2 separate regions of the Mus musculus genome follow, and region 2 is linked to region 1. The links are chromatin loops, found by intact Hi-C in ENCODE. Cell type or tissue: gastrocnemius. All regions are shown on one strand.

Region 1 (8,000 bases):
TGGTCCATCCAAATTCTGCATTCCCAAATACACATAGATCTTCTCATTCTTTTCTTGGGAACACAAAGATACAAGAATGCTGAGAACCCTTCTCAGGCTTCAGAGCAGAGTCACTGTTCACTAGGCCACCTCCCATAGTTCAGTGGGACATAGTTGAATAGTGGGGTAATGGGGGTCACAGACAAGTCACACAGCCTAGCATTCCCGAGGCCAAAGGGCCTCGTGCTCTCCCTCCCGCGTGTTTCTTCTTGCTCCTCCATCTTATGGAAGTGCTTCGTCTCATGAATGGGCTCTGATCTACGAATAAGGTTTTCCCTGAATCACTGCTTTCTCCACAATAGAAAGGAAAGAGACCAATTAGCGATATCTCTCTGGAGCCCGCGAGAACCAAGTGGAACTAATGTGTGTCTTATCTGCTGTGGTCACCATCTCTCCTTCATGCTCTCGTGCCTGTTGGGTATTGAGGGAATCGATTGAAAACCAGATGAGGAGGAGATATGCGGAAGGGAGGGACGGAAGGAAGCTGTACTTAAGTTGAACCTAAGTCCGAGGAAGTCTTAAAAAAAAAAAGTCAGAACTGGACTGGAGGGTTTTTACTGCTCTCTGTAGAATGAATTCAACCTTCTATCCGAGCCCAGAGCAAAGTCCTGCAAACGTCTAGACTGCGAGCTTTGGTGGATGTCAGTCACCCAGCCAGCCTTGTGGGCTCCGTCCCCAGCTTCCTCCTCTACCCGCTTTCCTTGTTGCTCCTTGTGGACTGAGTAACAATGGAACCTTCCCATTGTCTTTGCCCCCAGCTTCTTTCCTGCACAGCAGAGCTGGGGAGGAAGGGACACACACACACACACACACACACACACACACACACGGGGGGGGGGGGGGGGGATTCAAAGGAAAACCTTATTTTGGTGTGGAACGCTCTGTTTCCGTCATTATTGGAACAGCGTTCTGGTTCCCACAAGGAGAAGAAGCGTCTTTGTGCTCGAAGCTCTTGGTGAACACTCTTTACCTCACGTCCCAAGAGCTTTGAAGTCCTAAAACCTCGTTCTTGGGCAGGCAGGTCTCTGTGTCGCTTATCAGTCAGAAGCCAGCCATTCAGCCAGATGTTTACTCACGGACTCTTTTAATTCTAAAGATACAAATCACCTACTGGTGAAAGAGGTGTGGGGCAGAGCAGAGGGCCTATGGTGGCTAAGAAGGGGGCGGGGCTGCCCCTTTCACCTCTGTGGAGCTCTGGTATCCTTTGTAGGGTGAGGTTGTTTGACTAGAATGGCCTCCACCCCAGCATTGGTTCTAAGGGAACTCTAAGATGGGTTTTGATTGACACCACAACCCACAGGGTCATAGTGTAATAGCAAAGATAGAACGCAGTAGGTTAGGGACATTTTACTGCAAAATGGGGGGCTTGGATGAAACGGGTATGTGTTAGTTGGCTAGCATATATGATGGGGCGTTCTTAGGTCAGGTAGCCATGATCCAACATGGAATGGGAGACTTGCATCCTGTCCGCACATCTTCATGACACTTGACATGAGGATAGCGATGAAGCTGAACAGGCTCACTGGGTCTACAACAGAAAGCGACTTCCATCCAATAAAGCATCAACAACTACCAAGTGTGTGCACTCGTATTCCAACAAGCCCAAAAGGAGCTGCTTCTACGAAGGAGCTAAAAATATAAAATATACAGGATGGCAGCATACTGCGAAACAACGTCCTATCTTTAATTCTACCTTAATGGGGGAAAAAAAAAACCCCTATCACTAAGAAAAGACAGGCTCCAAATTCCATCCTTTCAAACAGAGTCCTTGGATAATATGTTTTATAACGTGGCAGCATTATATTAGTATATAATATTAGATGTTAGTGGGCCCATGTTGAGACCGCCCCCCTCCCCCAGGCTTCAACTATACAACAGGTTTAGTATAAAAGAAAGTTTATCTGGGACATAGGAAGGGGGTCTGGGAAAGAGAGTAAAAGCAGAGAAAGGTTACAGAGAAGGACAGAAAGAGAGGAGAGAGAAAGAAGGGGAGAGGCCAGCAGGGAACTTGTGGCCAGGCATGAACATGTGGGATAATGGAGAGAGAGAGAGAGAGAGAGAGAGAGAGAGAGAGGAGGATGGAAAGTCCTTTTATGCTAGGTAATGGTTGGGCAGAACCTAGAGGAAATGCTAACACTGGAGATCTCTGCAGGCAGAAAGATGTTTCTTAGTGAAGCTAACGCCCTGGCCATGAGGATGATTGACAGGTTAATTGTCCAGATCTCCTCCCCTCATACCACCAATAGCGCTTGCCACCTTCTAACTGTAGCCAAGTATTGGAATGATAATTCTAGGAAACACTCCTTTTAAGCTCATTCCTGTCTTTGAAAGAAGAGGCAACCTTTGAGCACACAACAGTTCTACCCTGGGCTTTGCTTACAGCGGTCTCCGGTCTCCGCGTGGTCATGAAACAGACTGGGAAACCTACGTAGACAGTGAGTGAGGCCCTTAGGCAAGAAGAGGAGAGGGGAAGAGATAACGATACATGGCTGGGGGGGAGGCAGGGAATTGAGGGTGCTGGCTCTCTAAGGGTCCTGCCTTGCTTGAAAGGTGAGGAATTACCTGTCTTGCTGTCTTTAATGCTCAGCTAACTAGTCCAAGCACTTGCTCACCAACAGGAGGAGAGCAGAAACAATGAAGCCATTTTTTTTTTAAAGACTGTCTTCTCCACCCGGCTTACCATGATGAACAGCGTCAGGAGGAAGATACTCAGCGCCATGATGGAGAAGCTATCCAGGAACCAGGTACACCAGATGACAGCATTAGAGACGCCTTGGTTTTTCAAGGTCTCCTTCAGCCTCAGCTCCTTCTCCAAAACAATGCCCTTAACGGTCATGGAGACAGAGTAGATCCACGCCAGCACCATGAAGATAGGGAAACAGCGATTCAGGATGATCATGAAGCTGAAGCGAGAGGAAAAAGCAGAACAGAGCCAGCTGTCCCTGGTAGAATCAACGTAAAATACTTATTGAATGGAGAGTTGAGAATGAAGCCCGAAGGGAAGGAGAGCAGAAAAATAAATCGTTGGACCCTCACTGGGTTGAGCCCTCTTAAATACCTTTCTCATTTGTCATTTCTTTCTTTAAGGCAAAATGGAGCCGTTCTGGACAGCCCAGATGGAGGATGCTCTATATGTGTAGGAATAAAACATACCATCTCTTTATAGTATATATGCCATATAGTATATTTAGATCTTCCCCATGAAGGCTTGTGGGAAAGACTGTAGACCTGATGGTGTGGGTTGTGATCTGAACAAGGCAATGATCCAATAGTCATTGATTCCGAGAGCCATCCATTCGTAAGTGGAGTAGATCCTGGGATAGGCTCTCGGCAAGCAGGACGGATTTGACACGATGGAATCACATTAGGGTAAGCGTTACAGGTTTCCCCTGTGAATAATGCACTGGTAAAGCCCTTGGGATTATTATCTATTGAAACTGTTGGGTGTTGTCAAAGGAAGGGCCCAGTGCCTAGCGTGGGAGGATAGTTTCACTCAAAATGGCCCTAGGGAGGGAACCAACCAACCAAAAATCATGCACTTCCGAGGCTGGCCGCCAGAGGGCTCTCCCATACTGAATGACTCCGATTCCCACAGGTTCTCCACACTCACCCGTTTTCCTGCCAGCCCCTCCCCTTCTGACCCTGCAAGTGGACCTGGGCTCTCCTTCCCATCTCTGCCTCTTATCCAAAGTAAAACTAACTTCTGAACAGCGACCGTTATCTCTGCAGTCTTCTGCAGAGCTGGAGACCTGATGGGGCCACAGTGTCGAGCACTGCTTTCCCGTGTGTACACTGGGCTTTATTTTACAATCTCTCCAGCTGGCCACGGGACTCTTTTCACCACGTTTTGCCATCTCTGCTTCCCGGATCCCACAGTCACACACACTCGTGCTACAGTGACTTTCCCGTGATCTCAACACCCCAGGAGTTAAATTCCTTAGCCAACTATAGGTCAGGGAGTGTTTCTGACCCCATCTACCATGATAATAAGCCTTCTGAGCACCTCTCCCCCTCTGTCCCTTTCTCCACCACTCCAAAATCTATTTTCAACAAAACAGCAGGCTGTTTGCTTAGCATGCTACTGGTCAAAGGGCGGACAGGCGTTAGGATGGGGGTGGTCAGAGAGGGAGGCCAGAGCTCATCCAACAACACATTCCTCTACCTTTTCACCAAACACACATCATAGGAATGTTAATTGGGGAAGGAGCTGCATTATTCTGAGGCTCCTAGGTACCAGGCCTTCTTGCCACGCAGTCTGAATCTGCTGATCTGGCAATCACTGGGAAAACGCCCTGACCAGAACCTTCCACATACCAAACATACTACGAAGTGGAAATTTAAACAGCGGGCATCCCCCCACTTCAACCTCACTCCTATTGTTTGAACCTCCAATTTCCCTTTTGTACCCCCGACACCCTATCATTTATTTCCCCCTCTGCTTCCGTCTGGAGTGCAGAGCCAGCATCTTCTTCGGTCAGAACCCTATGCTCCCCAGTCTTCCCTCATCACTGGGGTTCCTTCGGGAGATGCTGAAGCCTTGAGAGCACCCCCATTTACTGCTTTTTCAGCTCAGGGAGGAAGATAGAGGTCTGGGACTCACGAGTCATCCACAAAGCAGGGATAAGGCATCTGTTGGAGATAGACTCCAATTGGAGGCTCTGCCTGCATCTGACTCTTCACGATTCCTTGCTCCACCATGTCCTGTAGATAGGCAAAACCTCCCCAGATGTACCGGAAATCTTCGACAGGATCCGCCCTGGGACCAGAATCCCAGTACCTAAGAAGGCACAGGATGAAGGGGGAAGGATGTAAGTGCGAGTGGGTAACTCACTCACTTCACAAGCCCAGGTTACCCCACAACTCGGTCCCTTGACGAATTCTCCTCAAGCTGTGGTCCTCAACCTTCCTAACGTGGCGATCGTTTAATAATGCAGCGCCTTGTGCTGGGGTGACCCATCCCCCAAGCATAAAATTATTTTTGTTGCTACTTCTTAACTGTAATCTTGTTACTGTTAGAAAAATATAAATATCTGTGCTTTCTGATGGTCTGGGGCCAGCCCTGTGAAAGGACTGTGACCCACAGGTTGAGAAATGATGTCCTACATGTTTCCCAAACTAGCCAGCTCTACTTTGGGGTCACAGTGCTAACTCCGATGGCCATGACTCACGAGGTGATTGCTTCGGTCTACCTCCATCTGCACAAATCATACTTTCTCCCATTTAGCTTCCCTTCGTTGATCCATAGGCTGCATTTGCCCTTAATCCTCTACTCGCTACCAAATATAATTCACCATGAGTTTTGGAGAAACCTTTCAAGACTGAGCCATCACCTGTCTTTGATCTTATTGGTCTTCTCCACCACATCTATGTCCATCCGAATCTTGTACTTCACATGAGGAGGTAAGGAGCTGGCCCAGGGATACATGCCAGGGAACACCACTCCGGCCCAGAACCTGTTCTCCTCCAGGAGAGACAGGGCTCGTTGGGTGAGCTGCACTTCATCATCATAACTTTCAAACTTATCCAGGACCAGACACTGTGGATGGAGGATCACAAAGGTGGGGAGAGTCTGAGGCCCAAATGTAAACAAAAAGGCAGAAGAAACTCTACTGCTCAAGGGATGGGTCCCCCACAAAAAAAACTATACACCAACTATGTATTTAATTACAGGGTCTGCCATTAATTTCTTTGTGTGCCTAGGTTGGTGTGTGTGTGTGTGTGTGTGTGTGTGTGTGTGTGTGTGTGTGTGCGCGTGCGTGCAAGGGCCCTGGAAATGATGACAGGTTCTTATCACTGAAGAGTTAATGGAGACTGCTCTGCCCAGATGTCCAAGACAGTCCAAATATGCAAGTCCTCAAAACGACACAAATACTCAAGGTTCTCACTCCCCAGCATGGGGAGGCGAGGGAGTGGGGTCACGGTGGACACAGGGCTGCTTTGAAGATCAGAAAGCCTGAGGATAAAAGACTTTTAAAGAGAGAAGCATTCCTGGCATTGAATCTTCCTGGCTCTCTCCAAACACACACACAGGCTATCCAGCTGAGGGACGAACCAGGAAGAGGAAAGCAAAGGAACAGACAGCCAAAAAAATGGTCTCATCTGAGAGCTTGGTCTCATGCATGGCTTCATGGTGAGAGAGTGGAATTATCCCAATATCTCTTTTCTCAGAGAGAGAGAGAGAGAGAGAGAGAGAGAGAGAGAGAGAGAGAGAGAGATCCATAAGAGAGAGCAAAACTAAGAATTTCCTTTCAATGGAGGATTGAGAGGTTGCCCACTTGTACAGACTTGCTGAAGTAATTATGTTGTACTGGTATTCGTTTTACACGGGGTGGGGGGAGTGTTTGTGTCCATGATTCTTAGAATGTAACTCACAAGAGGTCAGACAGCCTTGTCTTGATTAATTTGTTCGACGAAAATTTACAGAGTATATGCAACGTGCCAGAGCCTGCCAGGCTCCTCAGGTACAAGGAGAGAAGATGACAATCTCTTCCTGAGACAAACTCAAACCTGATGGTGGAGGGTTTGTAGTGAACCCATGAGCGTGGATAGCGGGCAGAGGAAGGAAAATGGAGGTCGGCTTGACCACGAGGAGCAGCACTGTGGCCTTAGGGGACTTGCAAGAATAGAGCCGTGGTTCCCACCGTCCCTCAAGCTTTGGAGCACTGGCTGGCTTTAAAAAGACACCAAAGTCTTTATTTCAAAATCTTGAGGGGCAAGGCCAGGCACTAGCATTTTGTTAAAAGACAAAGACAACAACAAAGCCCTCCCCAGGTAGTCACAATACATAACACATGGTGAGTGGTTGGGACCGGACCCTTTACTCTGCTAGGTTTGGGAATTTGACTGACCAACTGAGGGGTGTCTCAGGACACACACTTTCAGGCTAAGACCAAGAGAATTCTGGCCAAGCCCTAAAATCCCATCAGGTCACCGTGGGGTTCTAAGCAAAAGTATGACAATGAGATCAGACAGGGAAGTCACAGGGGCACTAGGCTAGACTGTTGAGTATATTCTGGCTTTAAAGAATAGTTAACTCCACCAGGAGAACCTGGGAGTGAGTGGCTGGAAACTTATGTGTGCTAGGGAAGAAATGGTAGAGATGCTCCTGGGTTAAGGGCCGATAGAACCAGGGTCCCTTCCTCTCTCTCTCTCTCTCTCTGGCCCAGAGTTCTTCCTGGCACACCAGGGCTAAGAGGCATAGCCTACTGCACACATCCAGCATTGCGTGGCTTATGGATGGATTCTTCCACGTGCTTACAATGTCCTGTAAGCTGACCAGTGAATATAGTTTATCCAGTAGCCCAGGAAAGTTAGCCACAAGAGCAGTGGTTCTCAACATTGGTGGGAACCCCTTTGGGGGTCGCATATCTGATATCCTTCATATTAGAAATTTACATTACAATTCACAACAACGGCAACATTACATTTCTGAAGTAGCAATGGCGTGTTGGAGGGGGTCGCCACCCATGAGGAACTGTGTTAAAGGGTCACAGCATTAGAAAGGTTGAGAACCATTTCTCCAGAGGACTGGAAACTTCTAGGCAGTCGTAGAGTGATTGTCAAACCCCTAGTCACTTGATTAAGGAGAAATTAAAAAAAAAAAAAAAACCAGAAACACAAGGACCAGAGAGCTAAGCTCTACTGTACTGGCAAGGAGCAAGGAGACCCAGCTCACGCCCTGTGAACCCCTCACTTCTGAAGCTTCTTCCTGCAGAGGATTAGAAGAGCAGTCTCCTTGGAGGGTGTTACAAACCCATCCTCACTGGGTTTTCTGACCTCTGAGTCTCAGTGTTCCAGGAAAAAAGGGAAGGTCCATTCAAGATGATATGGGGAGGATCAACAGCGCATGTGAAGACCAACGGGGCCAAGCAGGGCTTAAAGGGCTTGCAATCTTAAAAGGAAATTAGATTGGTATTTCTTTAAGAAACACAAGAGTAGACACTCACGTCACAGAGCTAAAG
Region 2 (8,000 bases), 100 kb after region 1:
TGGGACCCAAGGGTGCTCCCCTTCTCTAAGGAGAAGTGGAGGGAATAAAGGGGGAGGGACTTGTAAGAGTGGGACTGGAAGGAGAGGAGGGAGGGAGGACTATGACTGGGATGCCAAGTAAATTAAAAAAAAAAAACATATTATTGAAGAAAAAAACCCTTGCCTACAGGTAGATTTCATAGGGTGAAATACTGACATTATGTAAAAGGAAATGATTCAAATTTCTGTAACAATGACTAATATACAGACTTTTGAGATAGGCATGGAGGTCAGAACTATAAATGATCTAGAACAGTTCATTAAGTAATCCCGTCTGAGAGCCCTGCTGTTTCATAGAGCTGTGTCTGCTCTGCAGGAATGTACCTGTCATGTCTGCACTGTTGGAGCACCTGTCCTCTTCAAGCTTATGACAGCTGTCAGGAAGGCGGGCAACATCCTCTAAGGAGTCAGCAGGTTCATAGCCAGATGTCTGCGGACTGTTGGTCATTTGTTTATTTACATTCCTATGGGATAAAATACTCAGCACTAACAGTCTTGTAAACTTCTTAATTTAATAAATGTAGAATAAGCTTCATTAATATTAATAACTTTGTTATATAGTTCAACTTCTTTTAAAGAAATATAGCATTTAGACAATGTGTATTTATAACAGCTGAATATGGAAAAGGTATAACAATAGAATATTTAATATTTATATCATGATTAAACTTTTCTAATCTAACATTAGTAAAAAGTATAGATCAAGTTTTTGGTATACTCAAAATATGTAGGTTATCATTTGCTACTTCCAAAGAGTTTTTAAGACTCAAAGAAGCGTGTGAAAATAGAAAGCATCATCCTCAAGTATATTTCATCTATTCCTTAAACTCACAAAATAATAGGAAAATATTGAAAAAAATTAAAGCTAGTATTTCAGTGTAAGAAAAGACATTTCCTTATAAAAACATAGACAGGAACTCAGCAAATGTTTTCCCGTTTGAAATAATTTCTCCTATGCATTAATTCTTACCCATCAACCTTTTCTTCTAATTCACTTGAGCTTGTAGCCTTCACGAATTCACTGTACTCCTGACCTGGATCATAGAGTTTGGCACTGTCACAGAGGGACTGTAAACTGTTGGCAAGGGATGCAGCCTGTAGCTGCTGCATATGAAAGAGGTTAACTGTTACCTACAGTCACAAAGACAAAAGACAGACATAACTCATGAGCTATAAAATGCTATGTACATTTATGTCAACAAGCACACTAATAAAAGACCACACATTTGACATACACAACACTGATATTACCATCAGCATGCTATGCACAGCTTAGATTGGAAATAACTTAATCTAACAGCTAACGGTCGACAACTGTCTAAAAAAACTATCACTCCTACTATTTAACACGTGACTCCAACAGTGATTTTAAAATGTAACATGCCAGAGTTCATACAATATGTGAGTTTTCTAGTAACAAATTTTAGACACATACTAACTTCAGTGTATCATGGCGAAATCCCCATCCAACTATATTATCTTAAGGGTGGTTCCTAAATTATTTTGTGGTACTGAAAACTGCTATAAACACTTTGTAAGAATGTCAACTTGGGCAGTGAGATGGCTCAGCTGGTGGAGGCACTTGCCTACACAAGTCTGAGGACTTGAGTTTAGGTAAAGCTGGAGGAGAGAACCTGACTCCAGAAAGTTGTTCTCTCTCCTCACTCTCCCATGCTATGGCATGTGTGTCTCCCATCATACATACACACAACCCCCATATATAATTAAAAGATGATAATGCTATCCTATCCCCTGCTTTATCACCATGCTTGTGTTTCTGGAAGGGTATTTTTAACATGATAGGTTAGGGAAGGCCAAAGAGCTGACATTTGAAATATGAGAGAAAGAGCCACGTGAGAAAGAGCCAGGAAACAGCTGCAGAGAGAAGGCTGATTCAAACAGAAGGCAGAGGTGGTGCAGACGTGGACAGTGCGTGTGCTCCTGAAGCACACAGAAGGGCCAAAGCACACACAAGGAAGCAGAACATCTGCTTGACTCAGGTCAAGAAAGGTCACTGGAGGTGGAGTGAAAAGGAAGCCAGCTAAAGACTAAGTAAAGCACGGTCCCATCTATTCCTTAACACGCCGCTTGGGACCTGTGTGGGGGATGGAGGTAAGGAAAGCAGTATGGAAAAAAGACTATGTCGTCTCTTCATCAGTCACGTCTTATCAGATGGTAGGATCAACTCTTAGTTAACCAGAGTCCAGGTGGATAACACCTTTCTCTAAGGACAAGTCAGTGAACATAGCACTATTTGAAATGTATGCCCAAAAGAACAGTTTGTGTCTTCATCCTTCAATTAACAAAGGACATTTAGCCTTTATTTGATACAGTTTAATGACTGGCTAGCATATTTGGGTAATCCTGTGGCAAGTTGAACCTGCTTGATCTAAAGGGTCACTTCCATGGGTGAGCAACACTAATCAAGTTATTTATGATTTCTTTGTATCAGAAATTTGAAAAAGTTCACTGAGTCATCTGAGAGATCCTGTTTAAACGAAAAAACCCAAACCTCTTCATCACTTACATGCTACCTGAGTAGCAAGCGACAAGGTGATCTGTCCAAAGAGCATACACTGGGAAGAAAGGTTTTCTAAACTTCTGTTTCTGCACTAGTAAAACGGAGCTAAATATATGTTTACATAGTAGGACCCTCTGAGAACTAAGTAAGTTCATATAGACAGATCTCTTACATGCACAGATACACACTCAATCTTAGCTTTTATCAGCTATAGTTTGAGGTAAGGGAGATTTCATAAATCTGATAACAATCAAACATTGATAAGTGATTTACAACTTTAAGGGCTCAAAACATTTGAATTGTTCCTCACTGAGATGGAATCTTTTCCTCCATCTGAATCCACTGAAAAGTCCTGCTCAGAGCCATGTATTAGTGCCATTTATCTCAAGACTCTCCAGAGTAAACGGAAGTAGGCAGACTGTGGAAATATATGACAATTTTGGATACATTCTTGCTTTTCCCACTCTCATCGTATTTTCCAGCCTAGGCTGATTCCCACAAATGTAACACTGGACATGAAGAGAGACAGCTTCCCGAGGGGCCTATAACAGTGATGGCAGTTACAGAACTGAACAGATCTCAAACTCTGAAGTGAATCCTCCCTTATGATCAGGAGCTGTGTTCAAATGGTGGTGAACTCATGAAACTCCTGTAGCTTTATTTTTTTCTGTATTCCTGCATCGCTCACCCAGCCCCTCTACTTAATGAGTAAGGAGTGCTGTCTTTAGCTGGAGACATCTGTGGAGAGCAGAAGAGGAGCCAGCACCACACTTCAGCTTCCCACTCAGACCAAGGTGACCGACACAAAGCGAGGGGAGAGAACATACCTACATCAAATGTCCCCCATCCCCACTTTAAAACAATATTAGGACCTAGAGTCCCACAAAACAATGTCAAAAATACCTAGGATAGCATTCAAAATGTGTTGTGGAATGCTGGCCTCCAGGCATGACACAGCCTTCTTGACCTCCCTGTGGCTGGGACTCCCCTCCCCTCCTCAAGAATACACAGGCAGTTAACAGTTGCTGGGAGTGGGGGTGGGGCACCACCAGGCCCTACCCTTAGGACCTGTAAGCAGTTAACAGCTGCTGGGAAGAGAGACTATTCCTTTGTAATTAGCTTCTAGGGATGCTCAGCTCCTATAAAGCAACCCCAGTTAAACTGATTGGTTCACTAAACTAGACTCCGGTGTAATCGATTCTTTGGCAGTTACTGGTACTCTCTGGTGAGTGAATATTTGCCGATGATGTCTTCCCAGCAAAACTACTTGTCATGTGAAATATCAGGAAACTCTTCACCACTCACAAAAGACAGATATTAACATTGAGATCTCACACTAGGATGAAGCCTCTATAGCAGTTATTACAGTGGGCTGAAGAATGAAGGGAAAGGCTGGGGAGACTCGGACGTATTTGACTTGCATGAGTGAGAATCTGAGATTGAGCCTCACACTTTTTTTTCCCCCTAAATTGAAAAAAGGCCAGCTATGATGGGGTGTGCTCATATCCATCCTAAAGGCCAGCTATGGTGGGGTGTGCTCATATCCATCCCAGTACTGGGGAGGGAGACAAGGATCTCCAGGGTCTATGGTCAGCCAGCCTAGCCTATTTGCTGAGAAACCCTGTCTCAAAAGAAAAAGTGGATGGATGGTTCCTGAGGAATGATGCTACTCTGAGCTTCCATGTGTACCCACGGGCACGCTTACACAAATCTATACATACAAAAGGGGAAAATAGTTTGGAACATGGAAAGATAAACCGAAGACACACAGAAAGGGAAATTTTAGTAGTGAAAAAGCAAATTTCCAAAAACAAAGTTACCAAACGACTATACTGGAAAAGAAAAACAACAGAGAGGCAGTGAACTTGAAGCAAAAAGACAGGACAAGATAATACTTCGAGGCTTACTATGGAACTATCAATAAACTCATCCTAAGTGGAAAATATAATATTCTAATAAAACCATTGTTCAAAACTAAAAGTAAGCTGAAACAGCCATATCATATCAATATTATATCATGTCATATCATATCAGCATGCATAGCATATATATCTACTAATTAAGTAGACTAAAAACACAAGGAAAATTACCAGCTAAAAAGAGACTGTTGGTTAGTTGTCAGTGTGGCACAAACTGAGTCATCTGGGAAAGGGAAACCTCATTTGGGGAATTGTTTTCATCATACTGGCCTGTGGGGGACACATTCTTGATTACTGATTGATGTGGGAGGGTTCAGCCCACGGTGGTTGATGTCACCACCAGGGAGGTGGTCCTAGCTTAAAAAAAAAAATCAAGCAAAACAAGCCATGGAAAGAAAGCAAGCCAGCATAGAGCTATTCTGTGGTCTCTGCTTCAGTTCCTTCCTGCAGATTCCTGCCCTGGCTTCCCTTGATGTTGACCCACAACCTCTGAACCAATAAGTCTTTCCTCCCTCTGTTCATCTCAGTCACTGCTTTATCCGAGCAACAGAAAAACAAACTAGGAAAAAGATATCTCAAAAATGAAACATCGGTTTGCTATGATGGTGTAACATTTGTTAATGTAGAACCAACTAATAACAGATTTCAAAATACATAAACCAAAAGCTGAAGGAACTAGACATATGGTATGTTGAAGACTTCTAAACTCACCTCAGTAGAGACACAGTTAAATATAACTAACCAAGAAAACAGAAGAACAGAGTTACAGCTTAGACTAAGGAACTGATAAGAACAAAAGACTAGCCAACAGTGAAAGAATATACACTCTAAAATACACTCATGGTGCATTCACAATTGATCTTTCCAAAGAAATGCCTTTTAATCTCATTGTTTTTCTTTATCTTTTCAATTTTATCAACTTCTTTTAAAAAAAAAAACTTTATACTGAGTCAATCAAAAAATGTAACAAATTTAAGTCTGGAATCATACAACTAATTTTTCTTTCTACAAAAGAATTAAACTAGAAGTCATTATAATAAAAATAATTCTGGAAAATATTTAAAATGCTCGAAAAAATAAACAGGCTTTTACATTATCCATCATTCAAAGAGAAAGTCTCTATGGAAATTAGAAAATGTTTTGAACTAAAGAAAAATGAAAACACATTTCAAAATCTGTGGGCTGTAGGTAGGTAATCTTTAGGAGGCAATCTGAAGCTTTAAAAACTTTATACTAGTGATGGAGGCAGGTCTCAATGAATGATCATGAAAGCTTAAAAAAAAAAAAAAGGTAAACAGAAAGCAAGCTGAAACTAATAGAACTGTGGGAAAAATCAGCTGAAAACTTTCGTCCCTGAAAGATCAATGAAATGTATAAGCTGCTTGCAAGACTGACGGAGTGTATGCACTGATTATTAATTAACATTAAGAATGAAAGAGGAAACATCACTTTACCCACTTAGACAAAGGTAAGCTACAGCCACCATGTATGTATGTATGTGTGTATGCATGTATGCATGCATGTGTGTTTGTTCATCAAGTTGAAAGGGATCAATTCCATGCAAGCCATAAACTACTTTACCTAAGAAATAATTAATTTGAATATACCAAAAGAAATGACTGTGTAGTAAAAAAAAACTCTTCCAAAAATCTCAACCCTGGTTACCACACATGCTGCTAGATAGGAAGAAATAACACAAATCTGATAAACCCCTCCCCGACAAAATACTTTCTCACCTCATTTTATGAAAGCAGATGACCCTAACCCAAACAAAAGACAGTAGACAGGGAAGGAGGGAGGGAAGGGAGAAGAGAGGAAGGAAGGGGAACTGGAAAATAAAGTCCATGATATAGAATCACAGACAAAGCGCTCAGCAAACACAGGGAGGCAATGTCTTAAATAAATGCAGGGCACCTGCAAAGCCTTCACAGCTCCGTCCCCACTTAAACAATAAAGGACTCAATGCTTTCAAGACAGAGCCTGATGTGGGAATTTTCTCTCATGAATTTTATTTAACTGACAGCCTTATAGGAAACTATGAAGATATATAAAATATAAGCAAAAGAACTGTAAAAGGAAAAAGACACACAACTGCCCTTAGTGCAAAAATAGCTTAATTTTCTACAATGAGAACCGGGAGAAATCTACAGATTTACCAAGACTCCAAAATAAAAGTTCATGCAAAAATTGACTATGATTCTTTTTGTTTTGTTTTGTTTTGGTTTTTCGAGACAGGGTATCTCTGTGTAGCCCTGGCTGACCTGAAACTCACTTTGTAGACCAGGCTGGCCTCGAACTCAGAAATCTGCCTGCCTCTGCCTCCCAAGTGCTGGGATTAAAGGTGTGCGCCACCACCGCCCGGCTTTTTATTTTTTAAAAAGGTGTGTGAGTGTGTTTTCTGTCTTCATGCACACCAGAAGAGGGAATCAAAACCCATTACCGATGGTTTACAGATGGTTATCATGCTGTTGCTGGGAGTAGAACTCAGAACCTTTGGAAGAGCTGCCAGTGCTCTTAACCAGAGACATCTTTTTAGTCCCGTTTCTTTTTTAACGGTATTTTTAAAAAGCTAGCCAGGGAGAAACTGCCCTTGATAAGACATGAGCCTGGAGAGCATGGCATCTTCATACACAAAACTACCACGTCTCAGCTTTATAGCCCAAGCCAATGTATCTCCTACAGTAGGCCAATGTCCCCTGCCCCAAATAAACCAAGAATAAGGCTGAAAGACACATGTCCTCATTCCCAAAGCTCACTGTGCAAAGTAGCCAACCCTAATGGTCTATAGTCCCTGCTCACTTTGCCTTTCTTAAGAGTCCCAAATCGTCCAGGCCTGGCCTCAAACTTGCTATATTGCCATGGATAGCCTTGAATTTTGATCGCCCAAATGCTAGAATTACAGGTGTGTCCCACTACAATTTCTAATAAAGACTCTTATACTTAGTTAATCTGATCACTCGTGTTTTCTGCCTGCCAAAGCTATCATTTCCTTGTATAATCTATTGGGAAATGTTAAGTAATGAATTCTCTGGCACGGCTCTTTGTGCTGGTACTTGGTATCCATATGCAAAACAAAACAAAGCAAAATACAAACCCCAGCTTCAATCCACACCTTACACAAAAATGAACTCAATACAGACCACATACGCAAGTGTCAAACTATACAATTTAGCACAAAACAAAGGGGAAAACTCTATGACCTCGGGTTCAGTGAAACTCTTACAGACATAACATCAAGAGCATGACCAAAACGAGAGTACGATAGACCTGAACTTTCCCCTACAAGACATTGCTAAAGTATAGAAGAAAAATTCTGAAATGAGACAGAATACAAGCAAATTCAATCATAAGAAAACAAAAACAAAACAAAAACAAACCACACAATGAAAAATTTAAAATAGTCAAATTGTAAATAAGCCCTTGAAACTATTTTCAATGTTATTTTTAAAGTTCTAATTGAAATGTAATTACATCACTCCCCTCTCCCCTTATTCTGGAAAACAAATGAAAACCATAATTAG

Evidence for each region. Peaks named below come from ENCODE experiments on the same cell type or tissue, not always from the same donor. Only the 100,000 strongest peaks of a DNase experiment are listed, where the experiment ranks them.
Region 2: a loop joins it to region 1, with 2.4 times the contacts of the local background. A loop is called at or near these places in 3 of 42 quality-filtered maps.

What each region holds. Positions count from the first base shown.
Region 1 is chr3:122,100,250-122,108,249 of GRCm38, reverse strand. Abca4 (ATP-binding cassette, sub-family A (ABC1), member 4) reads right to left here. Exons shown (of 50, transcript NM_007378.1): 12 at 5,370-5,575; 13 at 4,640-4,816; 14 at 2,720-2,942. It overlaps Gm40138 (a long non-coding RNA gene), which reads left to right. Exons shown (of 3, transcript XR_001783974.2): 3 at 2,697-3,094. Among named protein-coding and RNA genes, the nearest start is that of Gm40138, 22 kb to the left of the region's middle. In gastrocnemius, a CTCF peak has its summit at 3,594 (motif pointing right); a DNase peak (open chromatin) is centred at 3,601; H3K4me3 peaks cover 536 bases; H3K27ac peaks cover 1,468 bases.
Region 2 is chr3:121,995,712-122,003,711 of GRCm38, reverse strand. Arhgap29 (Rho GTPase activating protein 29) reads right to left here. Exons shown (of 23, transcript NM_001356524.1): 13 at 1,010-1,170; 14 at 364-503. Among named protein-coding and RNA genes, the nearest start is that of Arhgap29, 32 kb to the right of the region's middle. In gastrocnemius, no CTCF peak of the experiment used is centred here; a DNase peak (open chromatin) is centred at 3,579; H3K4me3 peaks cover 255 bases; H3K27ac peaks cover 2,582 bases.